Linked DNA regions of Homo sapiens: all the other regions are linked to region 4. The links are chromatin contacts, found by POLR2A ChIA-PET in ENCODE. All regions are on one chromosome and are shown on one strand. The core of a region is the stretch at or near the end of the contact, and the rest is flanking DNA. Distances in the headings are between cores, read along the strand shown.

Evidence for each region. ChIA-PET counts read pairs that join two places held with the same protein, here RNA polymerase II (POLR2A).
Region 1: POLR2A ChIA-PET joins it to region 4 with 11 read pairs in CD4-positive, alpha-beta T cell. The contact joins the promoter of AMD1 here to the promoter of BCLAF1 in region 4. POLR2A ChIA-PET finds 5 or more read pairs at or near these places in 2 of 52 experiments (CD4-positive, alpha-beta T cell and naive thymus-derived CD4-positive, alpha-beta T cell).
Region 2: POLR2A ChIA-PET joins it to region 4 with 11 read pairs in CD4-positive, alpha-beta T cell. The contact joins the promoter of PHIP here to the promoter of BCLAF1 in region 4. POLR2A ChIA-PET finds 5 or more read pairs at or near these places in 3 of 52 experiments (CD4-positive, alpha-beta T cell, CD4-positive, alpha-beta memory T cell and CD8-positive, alpha-beta T cell).
Region 3: POLR2A ChIA-PET joins it to region 4 with 10 read pairs in CD4-positive, alpha-beta T cell. The contact joins the promoter of PNRC1 here to the promoter of BCLAF1 in region 4. POLR2A ChIA-PET finds 5 or more read pairs at or near these places in 2 of 52 experiments (CD4-positive, alpha-beta T cell and CD8-positive, alpha-beta T cell).

Annotation. Positions count from the first base shown.
Region 1 is chr6:110,873,386-110,876,085 of GRCh38, reverse strand. AMD1 (adenosylmethionine decarboxylase 1) reads right to left here and starts at 1,301. Exons shown (of 9, transcript NM_001634.6): 1 at 871-1,301. The coding sequence starts at 980. RefSeq lists enhancers at 1-163, 164-879 and silencers at 127-316, 347-416, 477-726.
Region 2 is chr6:79,076,857-79,079,556 of GRCh38, reverse strand. PHIP (PHIP subunit of CUL4-Ring ligase complex) reads left to right here and starts at 1,303. Exons shown (of 40, transcript NM_017934.7): 1 at 1,303-1,528; 2 at 1,644-1,702; 3 at 1,828-1,857; 4 at 2,050-2,109. The coding sequence starts at 1,489. LOC124901346 (a long non-coding RNA gene) reads right to left here. Exons shown (of 2, transcript XR_007059652.1): 2 at 2,291-2,700. RefSeq lists an enhancer at 876-925 and silencers at 1,046-1,285, 1,416-1,585, 2,085-2,584.
Region 3 is chr6:89,079,351-89,082,050 of GRCh38, reverse strand. It overlaps PNRC1 (proline rich nuclear receptor coactivator 1), which reads right to left and starts at 1,300. Exons shown (of 2, transcript NM_006813.3): 1 at 617-1,300. The coding sequence starts at 1,156. It overlaps PNRC1-DT (PNRC1 divergent transcript), which reads left to right and starts at 1,471. Exons shown (of 1, transcript NR_187250.1): 1 at 1,471-1,889. RefSeq lists enhancers at 1-587, 2,106-2,195 and silencers at 496-875, 1,266-1,415, 1,466-1,675.
Region 4 is chr6:136,288,462-136,291,161 of GRCh38, reverse strand. BCLAF1 (BCL2 associated transcription factor 1) reads left to right here and starts at 1,316. Exons shown (of 13, transcript NM_014739.3): 1 at 1,316-1,449. LOC124901408 (a long non-coding RNA gene) reads right to left here and starts at 1,148. Exons shown (of 4, transcript XR_007059784.1): 1 at 1,005-1,148. RefSeq lists enhancers at 621-740, 1,061-1,280, 645-1,844, 1,791-1,910, 1,329-1,925 and 2 more.

The DNA.
Region 1 (2,700 bases), core at 52-2,551, about 25 Mb after region 4:
GCTCAAGCTTAAGGCATTAGAGGCATTATGTCCTGGGGCAGGCGGGCCTCCCTCCACCCGCACCTCTCCCGCCCCGCTCCGCCGGCTCCGTAGCAGGTTACACAACCCAAGGTCAAGAGATTGGGGAGCAGCCCCCAGCGGCCTCAGCGGCCGTGTCGAGGGCGGCCCCGGGGACTGCGCCGTCTGCCCAGCCGCCCCGAAAAGGCTCTGGCGCAGAGCATGTTAGGGGAGCGGTGGGGCCCCGCCACTGCGACATAACTGCTCCCGCCCAATCCCCGCCGCCCGAACGCCACATGCTGCCCGCGGCCGCCGCGGGTGGGAGGCCTCTTCGCCAGCCCCTCAGACAAGGCCGGGAGGGCCCCTCCTATCCGCGCCCGAGGCAAGAACAAGCGCCGCTCCCGCCCTCCATTCCCCGAAGCCGGCACGCCCGAATTAGCGCCTGACTAAGCCCGCCGAGCCACACCTGCCGGAGGCAACCCGCGCAGGCGCCCCCGACCCCCACCTGGGGCCCCTGCCGCCAACTACTACGGAGGGAAATGTCGGGAGGCGCGGGCCGCAAAACCACCCCGGGCCGCGCCGCCCGCCGCCCAGCGCGGGACGTTACCTGAGCACGCGGCCGCGCCGGCCTCCTCCCCTCCCCCAGGGCAATGCCAGGCGCGGCAACCACGGCGGGAGAAGCCGGCTCCGGCCCGCGTGGACATGGCCGCTCTCCCCCAAACCGCGCACCTTCCAAGGCCGCCGAAGCGACCCCAGGCCGCAGACTTGCCCCCAACTGAAAGCTGAGGGAACTCGGGCTCCACCCGTGGCTGGTGCCTCGGCGGCGGCGACAGCCCCCAGGCCCGGATGTCAGCGAGCGCCCCGGGGACCCACCTTGGGATAGTGCGAAGATCCCCAGATCCTTGGTTTGCGTCGGGCTGCTGCCGGGAGAACCAAACCTCCAGCAGCTTCTCGGTCCCTTCGAAAAAATGTGCAGCTTCCATCACCGTGAGACTAGCGAACAACCAACAACCACAGAAAATCAACTAAATTAAACCTCTTCTCCCGCCGCTGCCGCCGCCGCTGCGGATTGTTCCAGCTGTGTTACTAAAGTTCAGGTTCCTTTTTTTTTTTGCTATAATTTTATATTAACTTTTTTTAAAAAAAGGACTAATAAAATTTTCCCGGCTTTGTGTGAGCGAAAGTTGAACGTGAGTCTTTTGGAAATAGAGGCAGATACAGTTCAGTCTCTTGTATTCCGCTGCTTTCCCGTTAGAGAGAGTAGAGCGAGCGCTAGCTAATGTCGCCGGCCATACTGTGTAAGCGAGAGCGCTGCGTGAGCACCGCCCTTATATATCCCGGCTCCCCCCAAAAGACCAGGAAGTGACGCATCGTCCCACCTCCACGGCCTATAGCTGCTGCCGCCTGTCAATCACTCGCGGCCGAGTGGCGGCTGGCTGGCCGAGGGCCTGGCGGAGAGCGCGGGGAGCTGCCCACTGCGCTGCGGCTCGGGCTCTGGCCGGCTCCTGAGTGGGAGTTGGTGCTGTGATGTCCAGCTGGGGACTAGAAACCTCGGATCGAACGCAGAGTGGGTGGGGAGAGCGGGAACGGAATGAGGAAAGGCTGTGCAGAGCTGTTTAGAAAAAAAAAATGATTAGCAGAAAACATGGGTGGGTCCTTAGGGGTGTTGGCGGGGTTCAGCGGGGACGGTGGCCAGCGCTGGGTTGGCGTGGTGGTTTTGATCTTGTGCAGTTCACCGCGACTGCTGAGGTACTTGGCCATTCTTAAAAGTGTGTTTTCCCAAGGCGAACGCAGCCAGGCGTTAAAACTAAACATTTGTCCGTGACGCGCACGTTGCCAGGGGTCGAATTAGAAGGCGCTTTAATTCTGCTCACGCCTTGGCTGATGTGCGAATGAAAGCAGTCCTCGGCTGGTTTATACAATAGCCAGAAGCATTGTCTTCCTATTTCAGAAGAGAAAAGCAACGTGGCGCCCAGCCTTGGAGGGCCCCGGCTTTACCCACCTCCCACCGTGTGGCTCGCCATGCCTCCGAATTGGCTGAGCACAGCAGCCTCCGGGAAGCACTGGCAGCTCCGTTGCTCCATTAGCTCAACTGGTGGGAATTTATTCAGCAAAACTACTTCTAGAAACTGAATGTGTTAAATATAATCTGAACTTATTTGATCATGTTTTTCTTTGAATTTTATCAAGCTGATGTATTAATTGATGGAGGTTCTCCTTACCCCCCAAAATTTACAGTGCTATCTTCCCATGTGCTTAAGAAGGATTTACCTGGAAATTAATAAAACAGGGATTCCAGAGCTATCACTGGTGGTAACTTAAATAACTATCAGTCTAATATTTTATAAGTGTTAAGTATAAAATAGTCGTCAAGCCATGGTCAAACAGTTTAACCTCAGATGGCAAAACTGGTAACAAAGTTATTACTTTTACTTGGGAATATGGGAGGAAAAAAACCCAAGCTGACATAAAAATTGCTATTGTCACAAGACAAAAGGACTTTTCGCTATCATCCTTAGAAAAAAACTTTCCCCAAAGTGAAATAAGATGATGTCAACATGAAAAATCCACTGAAAAAGACATGGTTTGGGTTTGCACTCTAGATACCCTGTAGAATAGCTCTTGTCTTACAAGAACGTGGTTCACGTGTCTCCGTGAAACCTGTTGAAAGAAGCTATGTTGTGAGCTAGGTACATAAACTAC
Region 2 (2,700 bases), core at 54-2,553, about 57 Mb after region 4:
TCCTCATCAGCAAAACACAGATGTATGATTTAGCATATAAAATCGGTAATTACATACTAATTTACGAAAGATTTTTTTTTCTCCTTTTCGTCAGTTTTCAAGAAGTCTTCCCGTGATTAACTGTAAACAGGAATGGTTTACATCTCAAATTAGAAGCCATTAATTAGCATGACGAAGTCAACTGCAAGATACACAGATTATTTAAATTATTTAATCACTATTCACCTTGGCTAAACTGTAGTATACTCTTTCAATATCCTTAGGCAGGTTATCGATCTGTCACTAAATTACCTCCAGATCAGTTAGACATGAATATTAGCGTCCTTTCCTTTCCCTCAGGTTTACATTCTCCCTTCTCGTAAACACTTAAAAAAGCTTTAAGGTTCTTTAATTCCAAATACCTAATTAGCCATCACTAGCCTTTTTGTAATAAGGAAAAAGAGTATCTGAAGTACAAATCAAGAGTTCGCTTTGCCCGTTTAACAATAAAAAACATTTAAAAAACGTACGCCAAAGGCAATGGCAGTAATAAAAGAAATATGCAGAGGTGGCTTCAGCAAATAACGGGTTTGCAAAACGCAAGTGCTTAACAAAAAGCAGCCCAAACCTCTATTGCAATATACAGCACTCCAATAAATTACACAACACTTGCATAGGCTGCAGAAATAACGCAGGACAAGACTTACACAGATGCCAATCCGCAGCATTTATACACATGCACATGGCAAGAGACAGAAACCAAACACTATCATTCAACTCGGGAAGGGTAGCGCGATCCCGAGCTTGCCCAGCGTGAGAGTGCTCTCTGCGTGTGTGTCTGTGTACGCGCGTGAGTGAGACCCATCCTTGGGGCATTTCCCCTCTCTGGGCAGTTTTGCTTCATTTGTTTCATATTTCTGCTACATAGAAACTAACTTCCATCTCAGCTCCAGCCAGCGCCGCTGAATAGAGCCTGTGCTGCGGCTCCGTGTGCGTCAGATCCCTCCGCGGAACCGTCCCCGGCCCCCTCCCTGCCACTATCGGCCTCCACAGAGAAAGCGCCTTCCAGCCAACCGGCGGCTTGGGCTCCGACATCTTCTCCGACTGGAAATAAATAAATAAATCGCACGCCCTGCGGGGAGGAGCGGGTGGGGGTCTCACTGTGCCGCGTGCGGAGCGCTGGGGACGAGGGGTCGGAGGCACTCCTTTTTTAGCGCCGGGGGGCGGGGGCGCGGGCCAGAGCCGGGGCCGAGCCCTGGGCCGCGAAGGCGGCGGACTCCTTTCTGCGGCGGAGGGATCCGCGGCGGAGGCGGCCACGGCCGTAGTCGCTGCCTGAGAGTTGTTGTTTCCTCCTCCTCCTCCTCCGCCTCCGCCGCCGTTGCTTGAATGGTGGAGCCGAAGCTCGGCTCGTGAACACACACTGACAGCTATAGGGCAGGCGGCGGCACCGTCCCCGCTTCCCCTCGGCGGCGGGGTGTCCCGTCGGCGGCCCTGAAGTGACCCATAAACATGTCTTGTGAGAGGAAAGGCCTCTCGGAGCTGCGATCGGGTAAGTCGGGGGGCTGCCGGGGCCGCTGGCACCGGGCGATTCCGCCCGCGGTCCCCCGCCCCCCGCCGCCCGACCGCTCAGCCTGTGTGTCTCCCCGTCCCTCTCTCCCGCGCAGAGCTCTACTTCCTCATCGCCCGGTTCCTGGAAGATGGACCCTGTCAGCAGGCGGCTCAGGTACGGCGGCGCGCGGCGCGGGCCGGGCCGGCGCTCGCCGCTCGCGGGCGTGGGGGAGGGAGGCGGCGGCGGCGGGGCCGCGGCCCGGGGCGCGGGGCTCAGCTCTCCCCGCTTTGTTGTTGCAGGTGCTGATCCGCGAGGTGGCCGAGAAGGAGGTAAGGGCGGCGGCGGCCCGGCGCGTCCCGCCGCCGCGCGGCCGCCTCTGGGCCGCTGCGCCGCCGCTGCCGCCGCCGGCAGGGCGCGGGGCGCGGGGCTCGGGGTCCCCGCCGGGGCGCGGGGCGGGCGGGGGAGGGGAGCGGGCGGGTAGGGGCCGGGGGCCGGGCTCACGGGGTGTCCTCTCCCCGCAGCTGCTGCCCCGGCGCACCGACTGGACCGGGAAGGAGCATCCCAGGACCTACCAGAATCTGGTGAGACATTCACGTCGCAGAGCAAAGAAACTTTTCCCTGAGTCGAATAAAAATTGAATTTCCCGCAATTTTTTACAGAGACAAAAACTTGGCCCTAGAACGTGAAAGCTCCAAAGGCCATGGGGAGGGTTGGGAGGCCGGCGCGGGGTCTGCGGGGGCCAGTGGCCGGGGGTACTCGTACTTCGGGGCCGCAGGGGCTGCGGACAATTTATTTGTGATATTTTGTTAATGTGCTAGAAATAAAGATACGTCATGAGTGTTGTGCAGTGCAAGGCCGGAGGAGGAGGGGCCGGCGCGCGCGTCCGTGCGGGCGCGGGGGCGCGCGAGAGTCGGCGGCGGCGGGAGCGGCGCGAAGAGGGAGAGCGCGCTCGCTCGTTCGCTTGCTCGCTCTGCACGCGCGGCCGGCTCGGCTTTCTCCTGCCCTACACAATAGCTGGTGACTAACTGCTCCGAAGTGGCATTAGCATTTCACAAGCAGGCTATCCAGCCGCTGCGGTACCGTGGCAAGACATTATTTTTTCCCCCTCTGTCGTTTATTTTGTTTTCCTTAAATTCAGTCCTGGGTTTTTTGTTGGAAGGATTCTGATGTGT
Region 3 (2,700 bases), core at 51-2,550, about 47 Mb after region 4:
AGCCCCAACTGGACTGCGCGTCCCACACCGGGCACCTCACATTTTGGCACAACTCCAACCAAACGAAACCCAGCCGCTCGGAGCCCACTCCACCCCCTACGGCGGGACGTTAGAGGCCGTCTCCGCGTTTCACCGACTAGGACTGGGGCTCCCGATAGCCGGGAGGCCGAAAGCCGGGCCCAGTCCTTCCCCAGCTGCCCCCACCCGGCCTCGCCTCCTTCATGGGCGCCGGAGCGCCGGGCACGTAGCGCGCGCTGACGTCAGCCCTCCCGCGGGCCCTGTCCCTGCCCCCACCCCGCCGCGCGCCCGGAACGCCGAAACCCCCTGGAACGCCGCCAGCCTTCTAAATCGGGGCTGTTGCTGGGGCGCAGCGGCGCTTCTCATTGGCCGACTCCTGGGAGCCAATCAGAAGCGCCAGCGCATGCCTCCCCTTCCCCCTTCTTCCCCCAAAGCAAGAATGGAGCGGGCGTCACGGAAACTTCCCTCCCGAGTAAACAGCCGCCCCCCCCACCCCGCCCCCACCCGCCCGACCCCCCGGGTGCAGGGTCTGCAGCCCCAGAGCTCGGCCGCGACCGTCTAAGGGCCCGACTCCCCAACGGCCCCCTGGCGGCCTCACCTCTTTCCTGAGGGGGGTTTGGCCGGGAGCCGCGGGCCGCAGCGGGGCAAGGTCGGGGCTGGCTCCCTCCGTGCCGGCTGCGGCTGCAGGACTCGGGGCCAAGGCGGCGGCCGGGCCCGGGACCTCCTGCGCTCCGCTCGGGCCGGTCGCGGGGCTCCGGCCGCCCTCCAGACTCGGCCGGTGCTGCTGGTACTGGTGGAAGCGGCTGGGCAGCTGCCCTGCGGGGCTGGCCCGCACCTTCTTCTTTCGCCGCTTCTTCGGCGCTGCCCGAGGAGTGCCTCCCGCCACGGCGAGGCTGCGGTTGGGCAGAGCTGCTGGAGCGCGAGGCTGGGGGGTCAGACACGGGCCATCTCCCCCTAGGAAATGAGGGAGGAAGAGGGTCGGGGGCAGTGCCCGGGGGTCCGGGATCCGGGGTAAAGGAGGCGGAGCCGTGGTCACCATCGGGAGGGCCCCAAAGTAACCTCGGGAGGAAAAGCCAAGCGGCGCAAGGCGGCCACCCAGGACGAGCGGCTCCCGCTGCGGGACGGAGACGACAGTCATAGCGCTAGGAAGCTTGTCGCTCAGCAACGAAGAGAGAAGGAGAAGGTGAATGAAGCCAGTGAAGATAGGGTGGCGGCGATGGATGCTGCTAGGAGAGCCTGAGAAGATCGCGGAACATGACTCGGGCGGTGGCGGCGCAGCAACAAATAGCCACAGCCCCAGCTCCGAGTGTTGTTATCGGAAGCTCCGCCCCGCGCCCGCCCACTTTCCTGCGAAAGCCCAATTAGAGTGCGACAAGGCAGGCCACGCCCCCTCGCTCCGCCTCCGCAGCTTCGGGTAGACACACACAAACAACCAGCTTGCTGCAGCCTGGCACAAAGAGGGCGCACTGCGCAGGCGCTGCCAGCGAGCTCTTTTGGGAAGAATCGGTCCCGCGAACAATGAAATTGGGTTTCCGCCCCACCCTCTTTACTCCTCCCCAGCACGCCCCTGCGCTTCGCCGGGCTAGGGAGTGGTGGTACTGAAATGTCCCGGCGGAGTTTGTTGATGGGGGTGGGGAAGGGAGGGGGCAGGGGGAGGGCGGCAGGAAGAACGGGGGCTGGGAAGAGGGGATGACTTTGGCAAGGCCACGGTTGCCTCCTCCGCTGCTGACCTTGGGGAAGTATCCGTTTTATTTTCAGCCCAACATAACAGCGTTATCATTTTAAAACAAAGATTTCTAAGTACGCTGTAAGGATTTCTTCCCTAGCAATCGTGAAGAAAATCAGTCTACATTTAAATTTTATCTACTGAAGTATGGCTCACGATTCTTTCATTTACTTGGTTCGGCATCGCTGCTTATTAGTCTCGGTGATCAGAGTAAAAATCAAAGTGACTTACTGATTGAATTAGCCCCTCGATGTATAAAAAGTTCTCCGTAAATCCATAAATGGAAGTTGGAGTTTTTACTGATTTCATACTTGAAGGATTGTGAGACTTTGGGATCAGAACATTGTGCCTGGTTACTTGAGGAGGCGGCAAGCCGGCTTGCGTCTCAAAGGGAGAAAGTGAAACAGCTCTGCAACATAGAGTATTTTGTTAGCTGCGCGTAAATAGAAATTTTTCGCGATCTCCCCGCACTGCTCAACCACAAAAAAGAATTGTGGCCATAATTTATCAAGCATTTATGTTCCAGGAACTGTTCTTTACATAGATTGTCTCACTTTAACCTCACAACAACCCTTACGAATAGGTACTAAGAAAAATAGATCAGACCTCAGCTCTGCGAAGTAGGCAGGCTGTCATTCTCTTCCTTTCACTACTAATGCCTGGGGCAATTGTTTAAAGGCATTTTGTTCCTGATTAGCTGCCTACGCATTATCTTTAAGTTTCTGAAATTTAAGATACAAAGAACAATGTATAGCTAGTCAAGAGCCCACGATATTTTAATGTAAATTGGTAAACAATTTAGGAGCTGCCTCTTTTCCTTTAAAAACCTACTTGTAACTTGCTAATCCGAGTGTATATTCAGGGCAGCTTGAATCTATGGTCCTGGGTTGCAGTCCTCAAGCTTGGCCTGATTTTGCCTCAGCTTCTTTTTGGAGGGACAGTACTGTATTTTATTC
Region 4 (2,700 bases), core at 67-2,566:
CCGACTCCCAATACATGCAGAATAGCAGACGTGTATTGAGCCCTTAGTTGTTTTTTTTTTAAATATAGTTCATTCACTCAACAAATATTTCTGAGAACCTGCGAATGCTTGGGACATCAGGGCACAACAAAAAGGCCAAGGATTTCTGTGTCCACATCCTGAGGTGGTAATGGGGTGAGGGACAGACTGTACAATAAAAAACCTACGATTCACTCCATGAAAATGTTGTCGTTTTTCTAGTTCAGCTGGTAAACTGGACTGTGAAGAAAGAATGCTCTAAGCACAGTGTTAAATTCACAACCAGGGCCCAATCCTAGTTTCGATTCACTCACTGACACCCTGGTTGCTAATTACAAGTCTGAAATCCATCAAGGTAGTTAACATCTCTAAACATCAAAGCAATAGCGGTTTTAGGCCCTAAGAAAGTGCAGCCCGGAGAAGTATTAATGCAAAATGTGCTACGGCTGTTATTTAAATTCTATTCAAATCGAATGTGGCTTGCCTATTTATAATCTGACTTATAATTCTGGACAACCAAGCTACGTTGGGCTGTGTTCCTCGGCTGCCACAAATCATCGTCACAGGCTGAAAGCTCAACTGCTTCGTGCTCTTTATTTTTTCATGCCTATGCCAACGTTGCCGATGTGGTAAAGCTGTCATCACGCCGCCAGAAGGGCGGCCTTCTTTGGCACGAGCAGCCTAAGAGGTTTCCGGCTGCTGCGGCTTGAGCTCCGATTTGATCAGACGCCACGAAAGGGATTTAGATCGTGGCCATTTTTCAACTAAGTGCGTCTGCCGAATTTAATAGCAAACCAAAAGCCACATTTTCTAATCTCCAGTTAGGCGTCCAAGAGGAAAAGTGGCGCTTGCTGGCTGAGGGAGCAGCGTGTCTGCAATTACAGCCACGTCTTGCCTCCTGGTCTTTTCCTCAGTGTGGGATTGTCTTTTTGTTTTTTGCCTGGTCTGAGCCGGCCCCACAGAAAGAACAGACCAGACGAGCTTACTGAGGTAAAACGCAGGGGCGGCGGTGAGGTCTAGGGGGTCTACTCAGAACGAGGCAGAGACACCAGCGAAAAGCGCCGTATGGCGAAGCTAACTCAGGCCTGACAAAACACCCACCCTACTCTACCGCCTCTCCGGCCAAGGCTGACGCTACGGGCCAGAGGGCGGAGCCGTCACATCTTCCCGCGAGACCAGCCACGCGACTTCCCAGAAGGCCGCAGGCAACATCTTAATAGCAGCCAGGAAGCCGGACCGGAGCGGAAGGGTGGGCGGGGCTTGCCCGCATATTTAGCGGCACCCGAGGCCACGCCCCAGATCGGAAGTGACGGAGACGTGCTAGCGCGTCGAAGGTAGCTCTATGGTTTTCCTCGCGTTCTTGAGTCGGGAAATGGCCGCTGTGTGGTTGCAACGGAGATAAATTCCCGGAACCGCGATTCGGCGTGTCAGGTAGGCCTCGCAATGTATTCAAGTTACTCCAGGGGCAGTGAAGACCGAGGACAGGCCATATTTTTGACTCTTTTGTGGGTGGTGTCGGGTTGGCGGCGAAAGGAGAACCAAGGAGACGTTGCGCCGTTATTTATGCGTTTTTTCGTTAGCTTCTCTCAGGTTTTCGAGGCACTACGGGCCGAAAAGGCCGGGCGGGGGCGCTGAGCAGTGCTAACGGCGGGCGCGCGCGTGTTTGCGAACCTGCCTGGAGACCCACAGCCCGCGCGGCCTCCCGTGCGCGTGCGCATATCTTCCTCTTCCACCCTTCCCCCATTTCTTCAGCCCGTACCTCTGCGCGCGCCCGACTGAACGCTCCGCGCACGCGCGCTCGTTCATTTTTCTCTCCCCCGCCTATGGCGCCGACGGCCGCTGGAGGTGCAACTTGTGTCCGCCTCTCATTGGCTGGGACTGCCACCTTTCTTCGTGGCCTGTGGGGTTTTGAGAAAATAACTGTGACCCGCAGCAAAGTGCGTTGAGTAGGTCTACCCCTTTTCGCGTGGTCTTTAAAACTGCCCTCCGGCTTCAGACCACCCGTCAGTTAATGCCTCGTTTTTGTGATGCTACTAGGTTTTAGTGCTCTGTTCTGCCTCTCGCTGCTGACCCTGGTTCTCTGGAGTTAATTTCGGTACCCGCGGCAACCTGCTGTTTTGAAGCGAGCGCGCGCTGTTGACTGGTGCTGGTTGCCTAGTTACGGTTCCCTAGCGAGAGGATTGGGTCTTAGCTGGTGGTTCTGAGCGTGGCCCTGCCCCATCCGGCTGAAAGTGCGGTTCTTCATGAGTACTAGCGAAGCCGAGTCTTTTCAAGTGATTCAGCCCATTTAGTCGTGTCAGAAATGTTGCAGCCACGATTGGTGGACAGCTGGTGTGAGAAATGGGTGGGAGTGGCGAATTGGACTTTGCCTTCATTTTAAATTCATGAGTTGGCTTGATTCGCTTTTAAGATTTATTTCTTCAGAATCAAGCTGAAGTACCAGCAGCTACTTTGCTACCTCAGACTTTTTTAAAAAGCATTTTAGAACTGGAAACAAATTAAGACTGAAGTTGAAAGCAAGTGTGGCTAACACTGACGAAAAAGATGAGCTACTTCAGACTTGTACCTCACTGCAACAGCCTCTTTTAAATTTTTTGGTGTTACAAAGCAAAACAAAATTTCTTGTTCCTCTTGTGAATTCTCATTTCAGTTCGACTTTAGTTGGAATGGTTAGGATACTGT